Regions from separate parts of the Mus musculus genome. Here region 2 is linked to region 1. Evidence: chromatin loops called from intact Hi-C (ENCODE). Cell type or tissue: heart. All regions are shown on one strand. Links, peaks and the distances in the headings refer to the core of each region. The heading gives the core; the rest is flanking DNA. Region 1 has its middle 72 kb from the start of 2810429I04Rik. Region 2 overlaps Net1 (neuroepithelial cell transforming gene 1).

Region 1 (2,818 bases), core at 230-2,729:
ACAATGGAGTACTACTCAGCTATTAAAAAGAATGAATTTATGAAATTCCTAGGCAAATGGATGGACCTGGAGGGCATCATCATGAGTGAGGTAACCCAATCACAAAGGAACTCACACAATATGTACTCACTGATAAGTGGATATTAGCCCAGAAACTTAGGATACCCAAGATATAAGATACAATTTGCTAAACGCATGAAACTCAAGAAGAACAAAGACCAAAGTGTGGACACTTTGCCCCTTCTTAGAATTGGGAACAAAACACCCATGGAAGGATTTACAGAGACAAAGTTTCAAGCTGTGACGAAAGGATGGACTATCTAGAGACTGCCATATCCGGGGACCCATCCCATAATCAGCTTCCAAAAGCTGACACCATTGCACACACTAGCAAGATTTTGCTGAAAGGACCCAGATATAGCTCTCTCTTGTGAGACTATGCCAGGGCCTAGCAAACACAGAAGTTGATGCTCATAGTCTGCTATTGGATGGATCACAGGGACACCAATGGAGGAGCTAGACAAAGTACCCAAGGAGCTAAAGGGATCTGCAACCTTATAGGTGGAACAACATTATGAACTAACCAGTACCACGGAGCTCTTGACTCTAGCTGCATATGTATCAAAAGATGGCCTAGTCAGCCATCACTGGAAAGAGAGGCCCATTGGACTTGCAAACTTTATATGCCCCAGTACAGGGGAATGCCAGGGCCAAAAAGTGGGAGTGGGTGGGTAGGGGAGTGGGGGGAAGGGTATGGGGGACTTTTGGGATAGCATTGGAAATGTAAATAAGGAAAATACCTAATAAAAATATTTAAAAAAAAAGATTTATTTCACATACAGCATTCTGCCTGCAGGCCAGGAGAGGGCACCAGATCTCATTGTAGATGATTGTGAGCCACCATGGTACCTGGGAATTGAACTCAGGACCTCTGGATCAACTGCCAGTACTCTTAACCACAGAATCACCATTACTCCATGGCTATTACTGCTGTCCTAATCTCCTTAGTGTCTCCGGTTTATTTTCTCATGAATGTTATTTTGCCATGATAACGTTTGATCTTACACTGCACTCAGAAGGGACACACATCTGCAATAACATGTTCATTTTGGATGTCAATTACTGAAAATTGTATTTGGTAATCAAACATTTGTCTCTGTTTGTATTTAGCCTGGAACTATGTATGTAAACTAGGATGTTCTCCTCCCTGATATCTACCTACTTCTGCCTCCTACCTGAGTTCTTGTACTAACAGTGGGCCACCACCATGACACCACAAACAACTAAGTGCTTACCGGGGAATTTTATAAACTATGCTATTAGCTTAGATGATTCACGACATCTGACATGAATTTTAGCTGGGTATTTCGAGGTATTTTTCTATTGGACTAGATGGAAGTCACTGGCCTGAGTTGTCTAATGACGTTCAGTGCCTTGGGTTGCCTAGCAGTTTCATGAGTCTGAAAGTCCTTTGGACTTTTGCCAGATTGAGGGATGCGCACGAATCTTACAGGAAATCAAGTGTCCATTTCTTTAAAACTGAGGCTGGGTTTCTTTTGAGAGAGGAGTCCTTGTGGTAAGGATGATTCAGGTCTCCTCCAACACTTGGAAATGAAGCCAGCCAAGGCAACTGTGGGAGAAGACAACTCAGTTGCACTAACTTCTTTATTCCACAAGGTGGCATCCCATACTTGGTCTCTATATCCTCATTTCATCAGGACAAGCACATAAACTACCTTTGGCCAGAAGGGGTCGCAATAACACCACTGGTCTGTTTCCCTATTTGTGGAGTGTGGCCACTGAGCCCTAGTAAGTGGCCATCAATGTTTTTTGTTTTTGTTTTTCTGGTTTTTTTTTTTTTTGTTTTTTTGTTTTTTTGTTTTTTTTTTTCCGAGACAGGGTTTCTCTGTGTAGCCTTGGCTGTCCTGGAACTCACTCTGTAGACCAGGATGGCCTCAAACTCAAAAATCTGCCTGCCTCTGCTTAACAAGTGCTGGGATTAAATATGTGCGCCACCACTGCCTGGCCAGCGATCAAACTTGTTGGGTTTTTTAGGGTTTTGTTTTTTTGTTTTTGTTTTTGTTTTTTGTTTTTTGTTTTGTTTTGTTTGGTTTGGTTTGGTTTGGTTTGGGTTTTGGAGACAGGGTTTCTCTGTATAGCTCTGACTGTCCTGGAACTCACTTTGTAGACCAGGCTGGCCTTGAACTCAGAAATGCACCCGCCTCTGCCTTCCGAGTGCTGGGATTAAAGGCATGCACCACCACACCCGGCTGCGATCACTCTTATAGAAAGCATACTGCTGTGGTCAGAATGGACAAATGTGATATTTTAAGTTCTGTCACTAGTAAGAATTAAAAGTTGACATTGGGCCATATTCTAGCGTACAATAATCTATTGAAGGTTTTTCTTGACACTTATTAATATAAAGGTATAAGAATAAAAAAGGCACAGGTAACCCATTTTTTTTCTGCGGATAGCATAATAACATGTATGAAAACCACAAGGATATCAATAAAAAAGCTATTATCAGCATTAAGGAAATTTTTCAAGCTGATTGACCATTAATTATTATACATGAATTGTATTTAAAAATCAAAGAAAAGAATATGCTAATGAATACTGAACAAAAAGACTGCATGTTTTCATTTTTCATTTTAATTTTGTTTCACTCGGTGTGCGTGTGTCCCTACATTTTATGCGGATGTATAAAAATATGAATGTCTCGATGACATAAACAAAGTAAAACTGTCCTGAGGGAGAAAGAGGAAAGAAAAGAAAGGATAATGCTATTGAGAGGCAGAGATAGGCCCAATATACA
Region 2 (2,818 bases), core at 263-2,762, 490 kb after region 1:
ACCCGCTGAGACACTTGGTCCAGTTAGCTTCCTCAGTTAAAAACCAACGCAAGTGAGGCCAACAGCATGGCCACACAGTCCCAGCAGGGAAGAGAAGGAAGTGCAGTGGGGTTAGGAAAGAGGCTGCCAGGGATTCTCATGGGTCTCTTACCCAACGTCTTCTCAAAACTGTTTTTCCACTTAGCTCTGTGTGAAGTATGGCCAAGATAAGGAGGGGAAAGGATAGTTTTCATTTCCGTCTTTCAGCTGGGACCCTAGAGGGAAAGACTGATGTCTCAAGCAGAAAGTCTATGTGAAACAAACTGGATCTAGCATAGTGGACCAGTTAAAACCAAAACAGTTTACAGCAAACAAACGAAAACAACAAACCTTTGGCCAGTAAACTCTTAGTTTCATTTTAATGTGTAGGTTTGTGGTCTAATCTTGAACAAGACAACTAGATAACGTCCCAAAGTCACAACATGGACATGTCCACGTTCAGCTGGCACAGACTAGTGACCCATGCTCTTCAGTTTACTCAAGAGGAAACTTAAAGGGAGGGGTGAAGAACAGGAAGGGAACTCTGTGTTACAGCTCCATGCATGTGACTTTATTTAATAATGCTACAAAGCATCACTGCTGTCACCTTGAAGACGGAGAAAGATGGGAATTTAAGAAACTTATCCAAAGGTGCTGGTGACTCCGTGCCTGGAAAGAGTTGAACGTGTTCAACTTTGTTGTGGTATATCTTCCAGACAAGAGACCAGGCATAAACCCCTCAGCATATGTTCTGGTAACCTACACAGTGCGTAGAAAGCACTAGAACGAGGTTCAGAAGAGCGAGATTTCAAATCTAAACCTCCTGAGTCCTGTGCCGATGTTCATTTAATAATGGCTAATGTCTTAAAGAGGAGACCACAGGCAAAGGCTGGGACTTCAGGTGACTTACAATAACAGGATAGGCACAGAGATAAATTAGTTGGTTAACGTTAGGAGAGGCCTTATTTCAACCAGTGGTCATGCCCAGTGAGGCTCTCAACAGCAAGGTTTTCCCAGTTCTTGACTGATGGTACCATGGAGGTAATCAGCCGGTTGAATTTCCATTGTGTGGGGAATAAGATGTGAAAAATTAAAATTTATCCTTCACTTATCTAAAAATAGCACAGCTTGGTAAACAGAATCAAGTTTCTGATAAAGTTACTGGTTTGCAAGGCCCAGCTTTAGTTAGAGAACCTTGTTCTGCCTGGATGGAAAGGTCACACTGCGTCCTCTGTCTACCAAAAGGGGACTGTTAGGCTATCCTTATGCCTACGGTGAAAACTCAACCTACATTTAGTATGAAGTAAACTCAACCTTGAAAGTAAAAAACACTTTTTGCTGTAGGTACTGCTTCCTTTTATCAGGTAAGTTGGCAAGCAGGCTCAGGACTGCCGAAGACCAACTAAGTTCTCTGCTGCCCTCTACAGGAAATACTGTGAAATGCAGGGGCAGCCTGCTTTTCTCAACATGGTAATCACGTTTGTTTAGGTTACTATATCGATGATTACATAAACAAGTTTTTCATTTGAAGAAAAACATAGATTATTTATACCTCTGACCCTCATGTAAACATTTATTTAAATGTTGTATAGTGCATAAAACACATTCCACAGATCATAAATACTTCAGGACCTTTTCTAAATGCAAGGAACTGTTCTATTTTTAAAACTCTAGACTTAAAAATCACAAATATGTAACATGTATTATTTTTCTACTAAAATAGATAAGTTATAAATAACATTCAAAAGTGTTACTAAAAAAGGAAGCACCAATAAAGAAATGGGAACTTTTGAGAAATCTACTACTAACAAAAAAGTACAGAAACATTATGAAAGAAATGAGTAATGAAGTTATTTGTGGATTTGTTTTTTAAAAAGTCACTGATTTAAAAAGTGTGTGTATTCAAGCTTTAGTAAGTACTTTGGTGTAGAAAAGAGCTTAGCTGAGGTCAATTAAGTGCTATTGAACAAGAGTACAAAAGATGATGTTTGCATCTTGTTCTTTGTAAAGATAACACAAATACCAAGTAAAATGAGTACTGCTGTTTGTGGTGACTTTGTCTCAAATACACAGGATAATAATAATTTCCAGTAGAGTGTATTAGTTCCTATCTTGAGATTTATTATTATTATTATTATTATTATTATTATTATTATGTGTGTGATATGTATGTGTGCAGATATGAATCAGAGGACGGCTTTAGGGCCTGGTTCTCTCCTTCCACTGCGAGTTCTAGGGATCAGACTCTGGGTGTTTGGCTTGTGTGACCAATGCCTTGACCTCCTGTGTCATCTTGCCAGGCCACATCTCTTCTGATACACTAGGATGCTGGTTCCTCCCATTTTCTCTGAACCTAAACTGGTCCAGGTTGCTGCATCTTCAGCACTCTTCCCTCTCCTTACTCTGAGTTCAGCCCCTGCTCCTGCACTGTATCGTGCCTCACCTGCACTGCACAATGCCTCACCTGCACTGCACTGTCCTTCACCTGCACTGCACAATGCCTCACCTGCACTGCACTGTCCTTCACCTGCACAGCATCGTGCCTCACATGCACTGTGTCATGCCTCACATACACTGCACTGTCCTTCACCTGCACTGCACAATGCCTCACATGCACTGCACTGTCCTTCACCTGTACAGCATCGTGCCTCACCTGCACTGTCCTTCACCTGCACAGCATCGTGCCTCACCTGCACTGTATCGTGCCTCACCTGCACTGTATCGTGCCTCACCTGCACTGCACTGTCCTTCACCTGCACTGCACAATGCCTCACCTGCACTGCACAATGCCTCACATGCA

The links. Hi-C counts contacts between places; a loop is a spot of excess contacts. Peaks named below come from ENCODE experiments on the same cell type or tissue, not always from the same donor. Only the 100,000 strongest peaks of a DNase experiment are listed, where the experiment ranks them.
Region 2: a loop joins it to region 1, with 6 times the contacts of the local background. A loop is called at or near these places in 9 of 42 quality-filtered maps.

Annotation. Positions count from the first base shown.
Region 1 is chr13:3,405,095-3,407,912 of GRCm38, forward strand. No RefSeq gene overlaps it. Among named protein-coding and RNA genes, the nearest start is that of 2810429I04Rik, 72 kb to the right of the region's middle. In heart, for the core only: CTCF peaks have their summits at 865 (motif pointing right) and 1,715 (motif pointing right); a DNase peak (open chromatin) is centred at 1,747.
Region 2 is chr13:3,895,680-3,898,497 of GRCm38, forward strand. All of the region lies in intron 3 of Net1 (neuroepithelial cell transforming gene 1), which reads right to left. Among named protein-coding and RNA genes, the nearest start is that of Net1, 21 kb to the right of the region's middle. In heart, for the core only: a CTCF peak has its summit at 1,443 (motif pointing left); a DNase peak (open chromatin) is centred at 1,422.